Regions from separate parts of the Mus musculus genome. Here region 2 is linked to region 1. Evidence: chromatin loops called from intact Hi-C (ENCODE). Cell type or tissue: left cerebral cortex. All regions are shown on one strand. Each heading gives the region's core, and the rest is flanking DNA. Links, peaks and the distances in the headings are about the cores only.

Region 1 (6,450 bases), core at 750-5,749:
AAGAGCAATAAATGCTCTCAGTGGTTGAGCCAAGTCTCCAGCCCCTATGTATCTTAATGAAGAACACCTGATTATATGTTTTCAAAATTCACAGAAATGTATACCAAATGAATTAATTTTATTGAGTGCTAATTATAGTTTTTACAGAGTTTTCACTGACTTTAATCCTTGCATTTTGTGCATTTTCGCACACCTAAAATACCAGAAAGCTTCTATTACATTAACAAGGAGGGAAAGGAGCCTTAGGATTAGAAAGAAGGCTTTAAGCACTGAGCTTTTGCATTTTGGATCCACACAGAACTCCCAGCCTTAATTCTTTCTAGTTCTACAGAATATAAAATGATAGCATAATAAATTCGCCTGTGCTCATTTCCAGCCCCAGCACCTCTCAGCCATGTGCTGCTGGGAGCCCTCCTCAGCCCTCCTCACACTCCCTATAGAAAGGAAGTCTTGGGAGATTTCTAAACCCCTTCAGATTGTAAAGGAGTGGTTTGGTTTCATTGTGATTTCAGGTTCTGCACTGTGATTTCAAAAATCTTTCCAAATCGAAGAAAAGAGTGTAAACTCCTGTCTGCTTTTAGCTAACAAACCCCTCTACAACTGATGAACAATGTTGGCCTTTCAGTGCCTGACTAATTTGTCTCAGCATGTCACCCAGGTCCAGCCATGTTGTCACAAAAGACATCCTATCTTACTAGTACATAGTATTCCAGTATATATGGGAGTATGTATCACAGGTTTTCCACACTCATCCACTGATAGATGCTGATGTCTGTTTGGTTGGAGCCTCCGACTTGGCCCATACCCCACACCTCCCACCACCCCAGCCCTGGCACCCAAAGCCCAGTTCCACATTCATGGTAGCTGTAGCAACCTTGTCCCCAGCCTAGGTGACCACGCTGGGACTCAAGCCCAGCTTGTGGCAGACAGGTCATTTTCCTTCACCAACAATCTATAAAAACACCTTCCCTGCCATAGCCTGGGCAGGACTTCCACCTTGTGCCCTGAGACTGGTGACCTTGCCCTGGAACTGTTCTGAAATAAATATGCTTTTCTACTTTTAATTCAGCTCGAGTTGGCTTATTAAGTCATCAGAGAAGCCTACTAGTGTGTTCCATGTGCTGGCTATTGTAAACACACAAGCAAGTAAAAATATCTCTTACCAGGGGCTGTGGGGAGTAGAGACAGAACAGATAATAATTTCTTTAAAGTGATATCAGATCTGGTGTTCAAAGGCACAGTAGGATGAATACTGCTCACAATAACGTACCGTAATTCTAAAGCTAGCCCAAGGGGTTTTGAATATATTCACCATAATGAAACAAAGAGCAAGTTCGTTCATCTTACTGTGTCAATCAAAAACCACATCCTGCTCTGGCCTTGAACTGTTTGGATTTGCTCACTGGCAGGGGCACCAATGAGAGGAGAAAGGCTGCACAGACTTGTTTTAAGTAGCCAAGATTTGTTCTCAGGTCCGGAAGGTGATGAAAAAAGTCGCCATTTTAGAACCTCACCATTTTATTGCTCAGTCATGGACTCTCTTAAGGCCCTCTGGTGTTCATCTAGACTACTAGCCCTCAGAAGCACATGGCTTATCTGAGAAACAGTAGTATTACTCACGACCTTTCTCTTTGGGTATGAGTCAGAGGAGGTGAAAACATTAGAGAAGCTGCGGTGGCTTCTAGAGAGACCACTGTGAGACAGCAGATACAGTAACTTTCACCAAATTCAGTTGCTTTATGTCCCTTGGCCTGTGCTGTGAGGACCTGGCTGCCATTTTTAACCCATAGAAAAGTCTGAAGAACAAAGGAAATCTTTACTTTTCTAAGTTTTCCCAACACAACAGGTGCTATGGCTTACTGTGAGGAGTATGGGACTTGGTGGAACCTGGCTATAGCTCACAGTCAAAGGCAGCAGGCCAATCATACCTGCTACTCTGCCTCAAGAAGACCCTGTTTTACACTCTGGTTAAGGGTCTGTTTAAGGGACCAGGATAGCCGTGGAGGAGGGTACTTTAGGTGTGCACAGGATGGCATGGAGTAGGGCCCTAGGGTTGAAGGGAGGCATGGTTAGGTCTCCCTCTTCCTCGACCTGTCCCCCACCTCCCAGAACAGTATTTCCAATCATCTTAGCAGCTAGGCTGTCCACTCTGAAGGAGCTTGCCTGGTATCCTCAGGCTGCCACTAGGCCATTGATCTAACAACAATTGTGAACTCTGCTTTTCAAGAAATTTGATATTTTATTCCTAAACAAAAGTATTAAAGTGGGGGTAAAGTCATGGCTCAACAGGGAAGGGAGCTTGCTGCTCTTGCAGAGAGAGGACTTGGTTCATTCCCAGCACCCAGTGAACTAAAACTGTAGATGGATTTGTAGATGGGATAAATCTCCCACCCCCACCCTACTGGAAAAAAACTGATCCTTCCCTGATGCCACAAGAGTCATTTAAGGCCAGAAAGAGTATTACCTGATACCCGTGTCCTTGGGAAGAGAGAAATTCCAAAAGCTTGGAGGTTTGGGGAAGGGGGAGTGCTGTGGGAGCCTGAAAAGAAAGTTGTAGGTAGGTGTGGAGGAGGGGCACTTAAGGTGTGGGCTGGGTGGCAGGGTGGGCCAGAGCACCCCCAAGGTCCTCCAGTCAATCCTCCAGGAATCTGGGCACCTGCTTTGATTTACAAACTCAAAAGGTTGCACTCCTCCCAATCGTATTTAAGTAACATTGGCCATACCAGAAAGCACAGAGTGGCATCGGTACTTTCCGACCACAGCAGAGCTCCCACCGTCCACCCCACCCCAGCCTCAGCTGATCTATAGAGACCCACTATGGCAGGCTAACAGGAGCAAGATCCAGCTCCCCTGAGGAAGCCTCCCCCACTTTAGTTTAGTTAGCATTTCATTAAATACGTACAGTTTTTCTCCTGTCTCCAAGCAATCTGGCATGGGAGGCTCTGCACCACTATCTTCTTGCTGAAGCAATGAGCCCGCCCCTTTTTCCCCTCTGTCTTCCCTCTATATTTTGTGAGTTGTGGGCGGATTTTCACATCAGCTGACTTGATAAGCTGCCAGAGATTGGGTGCCTACCTAGATCTGGAACTGAAAAACTGCGGCGGGGTGGGGGGAGGGGGAGCATGTTATACTGTAAAAGAAATAAACAGAGTTGAGACATATTTTAGATTTCAAGGTACAAAAAGTAACTTTTTTGAAACAGGGTTTCTCTGTGTAGCCCTGGATATCCTGGAACTCACTCTGTAGACCAGGCTGGCCTTGAACTCAGAAATCTGCCTGTCTCTGCCTCCCCAGTGCTGGGATTAATGGTGTGCACCACCACTGCCCGGCCTTGTGTGTGTGTGTGTGTGTGTGTGTGTGTGTGTGTGTGTGTGTGTGTGTGTAAGGCACTTTTATTGTGTGTGGTGACAGGGATCAAACTCAGAGCTTTGTACATGAGAAGTGTGAAGTCTACCATTCAGCTGTGCCATTGGACACCAGTCAAATATAACTCTATTCACTGCAGAAGATCACTAGGCGTACTTGACCTTTCTCTACTATGCCTGTCTACTTTCTCTTTGCCTCGCCAAAACTTTACTGTTGAGAACATTTCTTTTTTATTATTAATTACTTTATTTATTTACATTTCAAATGTTGTTGCCTTCCTCACCTCCTTTCCATGAACCCCTCATGTCATTCCCCACTTCCTTTCCCCCACCCACCTACCTACCCCTGCCTCAAGCCTAGAGCCTAGAACATCCCCCTTCTCTGGGGTGTCAAGCCTCTACTGGACCAAGTGCCTCCCCTCCCACTGAAGCAGGATGAGGCAGTTAGTCCTCTACTACACATGCAGCTGGAGCCATGGACCCATCTGTGGATACACTTTGATTAGCGGTTTAGTGCCTAGGAGCTCTGGGGCATGCAGTTAGTTGATACAGCTAGCCCTCTGGACTTCTCTCCTGTCTCTTCCCACACCTGATCCTGCCCACCCATTTTTCCCTCCCCCTCCCCTCTATCACACAGGTCCCTTCCTCCCTCCGACTCCCATGATTTTTTGTTTCTCCTCCTAAGTGAGATTGAACCATCTACACTTTGGCCTCCTTCTTGTTAAGCTTCATATGGTCTGTGACTTGTATCATGGGTATTCTGAGCTTTTGGGCTAATAACTACTTATGAGTGAGTTCAGATCATGTATGTCCTTTTGGGTCTGGGTTACCTCACTCAAGATGATATTTTCTAGGTCTATCCATTTGCCAGCAAAATTCATGAAGCCCTTGTTTTTAATAGCTGAGTAATATTTCATTGTGTAAATGTAACACATCTTCTTCCCTTGGGGGACGTCTGGGTTGTTTCCAGCTTTTGTTATATAAAAAAAGGCTATTTTGAACATAGTTGAGCAAGTGTCTTTGTGGGATAATGGAGCATTTTTTGGATATATGACCAGGAGTTGTGTAGCTAGTTATTCAGGAAGAACTATTTCCAATTTTCTGAGTAGTTCGCAGATTGATTTCCAAATGGTTGTACAGCTCGAAATCCCACCAACAATGGAGGAGTGTTCCTCTTTCTCCACATCCTCGACAGCATCTGCTGTCACCTGACTTTTTTATCTTACCTATTGTGATTGGTGTAAAGTAGAAATCTCAGGGTTGTTTTGATTTGCATTTTCCTGAGGACTAAGGATGTTGAACATCTTTTTAGGTATTTCTTGGCCATTGGAGATTCCTCAGTTGAGAATTCTTTCTTTAGCTCTGTACCCCATTTTTCCATCAAGTTATTTGATCTTTGGGGTCTAATTTTATGTATTCTTTGCATATCTTAGATATTAGCCCTCTATCAGATGTAGGGTTAATAAAGATCTTTTCCCAATCTGTAGATTGTCGTTTTGTCCTGTAGACAGTGTCCTTTGCTTTACAGAAGCTTTTCAGTTTCCTGAGGTCCCATTTACCAATGGCCAATCTTAGAGCCTCAGCCATTTGTGTTCTATTCAGGAAATTTTCCCTGTACCAATGTGTTCGAGGCTATTTCCCACTTTCTCTTCTAAAAGAGATTAGATTTAGTGTACCTCATTATTATGTGGAGGTCCTTGATCCACTTGGACTTCAGCTTTGTACAAGGAGATAAAAATAGATCAATTTGCATTCTTCTACATACAGACCGCCAGTTAAACCAGCACCATTTCTTAAAAATGCTTTCTTTTTTCCATTGTATGGTTTGGGCTTCTTTGTCGAAGATCAGGTGACCATAGATGTGTGGGTTTATTTCTGGGTCTTCAATTTTTTTTTCTTACCAAGGCTTATTTATTTCTGGGCATCAGATTCTTTCTGTTCATGCTAAGCACATGACCTATATTTTTTTTTAAAAAAAATGTTTTTGTTTGCTATATGATCGCATAGTTTCCAGAATCACACTTTTAAAAAATAATTTTCACCTTTACTAAAGTTGTTTTACTGAGCAGCCAATGGAGTTCCTTATGTTATCACTCAAAAAATGGTTTAATTATGTTTTTGCAGGTCTCATAATGTGCGTATGCAATGAGGATCATTTAAATAAGGCGATGTGCTCAGACCCTGAGTTTCTTCCTATCAGCAGAGTCACCATGAGTGAGTCTTTAATAGTTCCTGAAACCCATTCCATGAAGCAGATCACGGACAAGTAAGTGCATGTGGTGCCCAGTGGATGGTACCCAACCTGGTGTATAGTCAGCACTGACTGGCTCTTACAATAGTTGGCAAATTCCTATTTCTAACTCAGGAGATTAAAAACAGAAGTGTGAATGGTTTAAAGATAGAAAAATCACGTTATGATAAAATCAATCACAAAAATAGAGAATTCAGACCCTTCCCAAGTAATTTAAAATATCTGTTTCTCTCAAGTTATATATAATGACTGCAGACAAAATGGTCAAACAGTGTACATGCTGGAATAAAAATATTGGATGGTCAATAGGCCGAAATCAGTGGCATTTATAAAATGCACTTAACTCTGATGTAGACAAACAGAAAGACAGACAGACAGACAGACAGAAGGTTTTAAAGTACAGCATGGTCTAATCATCATCAGAATCGGAATCATATTTCTTTCCTCGGATAGTTTTCTTTTCCAGCTTTGTGAAGTTGTCCCAAATTTTTTTTTTTGGGGGGGGGGGTCTGAAATGGTGGCTCCATTAAATTTCCACTGTAATTGATAACATCAGAACAACCAAGTCTCCATTCTAAAGTTTCTGTAGTGAAGCCATCTATCTGTATTTCTTAGGGCGGTGAATCCAACAACATAATCTTGTGTCTTGCCATCTCTCAAGAGAGCTAGTGTGGGGGTGACCTTGATCTGCAGTCTCTCACAGGGGAATGGTGTCTTTTCCACATTCAGCTTCAAAAACTTGGTTTCAAGATGGTTTTTGGCCGGAATTGGCAAATGTCTGTCTAGTATTTTACACCTGAATGCGGTGTCTCTGTAGAAATGGCAAACCACTTT
Region 2 (6,450 bases), core at 781-5,780, 230 kb after region 1:
CATGGAACTCGTTTCAACCTTTGCAGCATTCATCTGTGAGCTGAGAGGAAGAACTATGACTCAACTGAATTCAGGAGGTGATTTGAAAGGAAACTGTCAAGGAGAAGGAGCCTTATATACTGTATGTGCTTCCTAACAAGGACTTTACAAGCCCAGCCCAGACTGGTGATTCATTAATCACTTCTCAGTACTGAGCACATCATGTGTCAGCACATAGTTTTCTGTTTGTTGGAGAAACAGAATCACAAGGTAGGGGATATTGACATGAAATTAAGTGGACTTTAAACACAATAAATGAAACTGATAAATGCCTGAGAATTAGAAAATATCCCTTACTTATCACCGGTTCTTTGAGAAAAATAATGCTTTGATGAAAGATGCTGTTATTAATTGGAGGAACTATTTATTTTGAAATGGGGTCTCACTTGTACTTCTGGCTAGCTCCAGTCTCACTTTGTAGATCAGGACGGACTCAAATTCTTGGAAAACAGCTTGCCTCTGCTCATAAGTGTTAGCCTTAAAAATGCAAGTCACCACACTCAGCCCATATATTTTAATTTTGGAACATTTTTACACACAGAATCTCTAGATTTGGCCATTCTTCTGATCATGAATAATTATGATGTAGATTAGAAAATGAGGGCACTGCTGAAATGCAGATGAAGGCGAATACACAATTACAGAGCCATGACCTGTCCAGGAACCTGTCCCAGGAGCAGCAGCTCCATCCTAGTGGGTACAACACAAAATGTGCAGACACAGGAACATTTGAGAGAGATATTTACAGTAAGTAAATTCGAAACATACAGCAGCTATGTCAGCAATGCAATAGATTTTTATCAAAGAACTAAGTACAACAGATAAGAGAGGAAGGAGCATTCACTACATGTTCTTAAAGTAAAATATATCCATGTAGTAAAGAAATTTATTGTATAATAGTTCCCTAGTATAATGAGCAACAGTAATTGAGAGCAAAGTCCAGTATATCCACCATATGTATCATGTAGGACTTTAGCCATTTGACTCTGTACCCAGTTCCACAACACCGAAAGCTCAACTCCCAGATGTTCTAACACACACAAGATCAGAGGTGAGGAGGCCACAACATCTGCTCCAAAAGCCAGAGTAACTGGGTCCAACAAGATCCAGGGACACAGGGACTCCTGCCCAGCCAGTGGCACAGATTCCTTCCAGTCTGAACCTGCATCTGGAGCAGACCTAGGTTGTTGGCTCTGCACCTATTGTTCAAATACCCAGAGGGGGTCCCATTCCCAGGTACACTGAAATGCCCAGGATCACAGGATCACAGGGGAAGCTCAATTCCCAGATCAGACACACTCAGGAGCACTGGAGCTCTGACATACTCAAGATCACAGCCAGGGCCACAATATCTTTCCCAACACCCAGCATAACTGGGATACAAAGAATTCTCAACGGAGGAATCTTGAATGGCTGAGAAGCACCTAAAAAAAATGTTTGACATCCTTAGTCATCAGGAAAATGCAAATCAAAATAACCCTGAGGTTCTACCTTACACCAGTCAGAATGGCTAAGATAAAAAACTCAGGTGATAGCAGATGCCAGCGAGGATGTGGAGAAAGGGGAACATTGCTCTATTGCTGGTGGGATTGCAAGCTGGTGCAACCATTTTAGAAATCAACCTGCCAGCTACTCAGAAAATTGGAAATAGTTCTTCCTGAATAACTAGCTACACAACTCCTGGTCATATATCCAAGAGATGTTCCATTGTTCCACAAAGACACTTGCTCAACTATGTTCATAATAGCCTTTTTTATAATAATCAAAAGCTGGAAACACTGCAGATCTCCCTTAAGGGAAGAAGTTGTGTTACATTTACACAATGAAATATTACTCAGCTGTTAAAAACAAGGGCTGCCGGGCAGTGGTGGCACACTTTGGCGGCAGAGGCAGGCAGATTTCTGAGTTTGAGGATAGCCTGGTCTACAGAGTGAGTTCCAGGACAGCCAGGACTACACAGAGAAACCCTGTCTCAAAACAAAAAGCAAAAAACAAAAAAAACAAAAAAACAAAAACAAACAAACAAACAAACAAAAAAAAAACCAAAGACTTCATGAAATTTGCAGGCAAATGCATAGACCTAGAAAATAACATCCTGAGTGAGGTAACCCAGATCCAAAAGAACATATATGGTCTGAACTCACTGATCAGTGGTTATTAGCCCCAAAGCTCAGAATACACAGGATACAACTCACAGACCATATGAAGCTTAAGAAGTAGGAGACCAAAGTGTGGATGATTTAATCTCACTTAGAACAGGAAACAAAATAATCATGTGAGTGAGAGAAAGAAAGGAACCTGGGTGGGAGAGGGAAAAAGAGGGGGAAAGGGAGTTCTGAATAAGGTATGGGAAGAGACAGGAGAGAAGTCCAGAAGACTAGGAGAGGAGAAACATGTAGCACAGGGCGTGGGGGTGGGGGTGGGGAATGGAGGGCAGAAGTGTAACCAATAGAAAGTGCCAGATCCAGGGATGCAAGAGGCTCCTGGGACCCAATGGGGCTGGCATTAGCTGAAATGCCCAACATTGGGGAGGTAGAACCTGAAGAGACCACCTCCAGTAGATAGATATGCCCCCCACCCAGTAAAGGGCGGGGCCAGCCACCCATCTCAAAAATTTTAACCCAGAATTGTTCCTGTCTAAAGGAAATATGGTACGTTGTGAGTGGTATTCATCCTACTGTGCCTTTGAACACCAGATCTGATATCACTTTAAAGAAATTATTATCTGTTCTGTCTCTACTCCCCACAGCCCCTAGTAAGAGATATTTTTAGTTACTTGTGTGTTCACAATAGCCAGCACATGGAACACACTAATAGGCTTCTCTGCTGACTTAATAAGCCAATTCGAGCTGAATTAAAAGTAGAAAAGCATATTTGTTTCAGAACAGTTCCAGGGCAAGGTCACCAGTCTCAGGGCACAACGGGGAAGTCCTGCCCAGGCTATGGCAGGGAAGGTGTTCTTATAGATTGTTGGTGAAGGAAAATGACCTGTCTGCCACAAGCTGGGCTTGAGTCCCAGAGTGGTCACCTAGGCTGGAGAGAAGGTTGCTAGAGCTACCATGAATGTGGAACTGGGCTTTTGGTGCCAGGGCTGGGGTGGTGGGAGGTGTGGGGTATGGGCCAAGTGGAAGGCTCCAACCAAATATACATCAACATCTATCAGTGGATGAGTGTGGAAAACCTGTGATACATACTCCCATATATACTGGAATACTATGTACTAGTAAGATAGGATGTCTTTTGTGACAGCATGGCTGGACCTTAGTGACATGCTGAGACAAATTAGTTAGGCACTGAAAGTCCAACATTACTCACCAGTTATAGAGGAAATGTTAAAAGCAGACAGGAGTTTCCACTCTTTTCTTGGATTTGGAAAGATTTTCTTAAAGCACAGTGCAGAACTAGAAATCACAATGAAACCATGCCTTTAGAATATGAAGGGGTTTAGAAATCTCCCAAGACTTACTTTCTATAGGGAGTGTGAGGAGGGCTGAGGAGGGCTCACAGCAACACATGGCTGAGAGGTGCTGGGGCTGGAAATGAGCACAGGAGAATTTATCATGCTATCTTTTTATATCCTGTAGAACTAGAAAGAATGAAGCCTGGGAGTTCTGTGTGGATCCAAACTCCAAAAGCTCAGTGCTTAAAGCCTTCTTTCTAATCCTAAGGATCCTTTTCCTGCTTGTTAATGTAATAGAAGCTTCCTGGTATTTTAGGTGTGCGAAAATGAGCAAAATGCAAGGGTTAAAGTCAGTGAAAACTCTGTAAAAACTATAATTAGCACTCAATAAAATTAATTCATTTGGTATACATTTCCATGAATTTTGAAAACATATAGTCAGGTGTTCTTCATCAAGATATATATGGGCTGGAGACTTGGCTCAACCACTGAGAGCATTTATTGCTCTTGCAGAGACCTGAGGTTTCATTCCCAGCACCCAAATGTTGGCTCACACACCCACCCCTAACTCCATTTTCAGGGATCCAACACACTTTTCTAAGCTCTTCTAACACTAGGTATTCATGGAGTATACAAACATACATGCATACATACATACATATGTACGTACACACACACACACACACAGAGGCAGACAAAGCTCTCTTACATGTAAACTACATAAGACTAAAACAATAGTTTTCAAAGTATATGCAGACTCCCTACCCTACCTGTTCCCCCATTGTCTGCTGCAGACGCTCTCGCTCTCACCACTCCTCGGCCATAGCCGTGAGTACTCACCTTTCCAGATGCCATAAAATGGGTCCATGAAGCAGAGATGTCCCACAAGAGTTCTTTCAGCTTGTCACAGCAATGGCCTCTGCTCATCACTCACAGTGCAGTGCCAATCAGTAGTGTGTCAGAAACATGCACTGCTGGTGAGATGCTGAGAGACCATGTCTACAACACCTGAATTCAGAAATTTGCATGAATCTCACCAGCAAATATTATACAAAAAGGTTATGAAAAGCTCTCAGGAGCCTTCTAGAGAAGTGAGAGGAGGAAAGAGTAGTGGTAGTTGGGGGTCTCTTCTCAAGGGACCACTCCCTGTAGCTCTCTGACCTCAATTGCATAAGCTTACTTGCAGGCTTAGTTTAGGGACTTTTGGGGTAAGAAGCCCTTGAGACATTTAGCCTGTGAAAGTGGCATGAGATAGGGCAAGCACAAGCTCGTGTTCTGGGCTGTTTCTTGTGTTGAGAGAAGGTTTACCTTGTCATCAGCTTAGGGATGTTTCAATGGTCACAAATGTGTCGTTTTCACAGAGATCCTTAAAGCTGCTGTAAATATTCACATAGATTTTTTTGCAACTTAAATGCAGGCTGTCCTTCCAGTGTGGGAATATGTGGGTAGGATAGGAGCATATCACATTTTACACTTACAAACAGCTTTGTAGTCGCTGTACAATTTAGCCTTAAAAAGGTGTTAGTTCTACGTCAACATCGTCATCCGCATCAATGTATAACCATCCTGTTATGCAGACAGTGATTTTGCTCTTAAATCTAAGATGATTTTTGCTCAACAAGTTCACAAACATTCTTCCTTACTTTTCTAAACATCTAATGACTTTACAGTATTAAATTTTGTGCTTGAGTCTGTACATCTACAGATGGACTGTAGTAGTTTTGAGTTGTTGTTTTTTTTTTTAATTTTAGCAGACCGACAGCAGGTTGTTTCAGTAGTACATAGTGTAGCAATGCCACCCTTTTCCTGTCTAAAAACCATTCATCACTGTTAAGTGTCTGTTGACTGCGTGGACATCCTTTGTAGACCAGGGCCTTCTCTAAAAGGGTTGGCAGAAGCCTTTCAGGAACTGATAGACAATTGTAAAGTGGGTTTTGTGGTAAATTTATTTTATTTTCCTTAAGAAATTCTTGAAATTGGCATTCTTATATTCATATCTTACAGGTAAAATTCTCCAAGGAAAAAGTCTCAGAACCATCTTCCCTGAGTCTCCTGCTAAGCTTTACTGCTGTTGTGGAGTGATCATGGTCCTCACTGTAGCTGTAGTTGCTCTTTCTGTTGCTTTGTCAGGTAAGTGACATACCCTCCAAATTCTGTGACACTCTGTCCATATTCACATTGCCAGTTATACTTTCTAAGCACTGTGAGCCAGGCACTGTGGCAAGGGCTCTAGAGAAAACACACTGGAAGGTCCTGTTCTCTGACAATTTAGGTTCCAGCAGGAAGATGCAGTGAAGGAACACAGAGGCTTTGATGGGCACATCCCCGGGAAGATGACATCCAGCAAGCTCTAGACAGAGATGCAGGGGACATAGGTCCCCTTGGGGGAACTATTGAAGGCAGAGAATAGCAAGAGGAAATCTCCAAGTAGGAACTTCAAAAGTGAGGCCAGGAAGGTACAGTGCCTCCAACCATGACCCATGAGTTTAGATACCAGGCTCAACTCTATTTTGAAAGTATTAAATGGAAAGTCCACGAAGTAATAAATTTATAGGATTTTGGTACCACTACTGTTCAGAATAGTGCAATACAATCTTGCACTGTCCCCTTAAGTATTTGAAGTCATCCTTTAGTGCAACGTGTCTGCACCGTATATACTACCTACCCACAAGTTCTCACAGTAATCTCAGTTATCAGGCTGGGTGTCAGTAGGTGTCCCTACAGAGTGCTTGCCGCTGTAGCAATCCCCACTGTAGTCAATGGTCATCCAAAGCTCAGAAAGTGATGCTGTTATAGAAGTGCACTTCCTGGGAGCCCTACTGACAGTGAGCACCTGAGAGAGAATGGGACACAGGCCCACGGTGGGAGGCCATTAATTAAAGGCCCATCACACTCAGGAGAGGATTCCTACAGATTAGTTAGGAAAGCTACCATCAGATTCACACCTCACAGCTGAGCTCAGGAGGGTGTGCCAAAACGAGAGAAGACCTGCTTGTCATGATCCATTGTAT

What was found. A loop is a pair of places that touch in the nucleus more often than their neighbours do. Peaks named below come from ENCODE experiments on the same cell type or tissue, not always from the same donor. Only the 100,000 strongest peaks of a DNase experiment are listed, where the experiment ranks them.
Region 2: a loop joins it to region 1, with 3 times the contacts of the local background. A loop is called at or near these places in 5 of 42 quality-filtered maps.

What each region holds. Positions count from the first base shown.
Region 1 is chr6:128,884,119-128,890,568 of GRCm38, reverse strand. It overlaps BC035044 (cDNA sequence BC035044), which reads left to right. Exons shown (of 3, transcript NM_001254946.1): 2 at 5,490-5,631. It overlaps Clec2i (C-type lectin domain family 2, member i), which reads right to left and starts at 2,982. Exons shown (of 6, transcript NM_020257.2): 1 at 2,903-2,982. The coding sequence starts at 2,934. It also overlaps the pseudogene Gm8774. In left cerebral cortex, for the core only: no CTCF peak of the experiment used is centred there; a DNase peak (open chromatin) is centred at 3,014.
Region 2 is chr6:128,656,025-128,662,474 of GRCm38, reverse strand. Gm34617 (a long non-coding RNA gene) reads right to left here and starts at 5,076. Exons shown (of 2, transcript XR_003956524.1): 1 at 4,280-5,076; 2 at 3,353-3,440. It overlaps Clec2h (C-type lectin domain family 2, member h), which reads right to left and starts at 90. Exons shown (of 5, transcript NM_053165.5): 1 at 1-90. The coding sequence starts at 33. It also overlaps the pseudogene Clec2j. In left cerebral cortex, for the core only: no CTCF peak of the experiment used is centred there; a DNase peak (open chromatin) is centred at 3,561.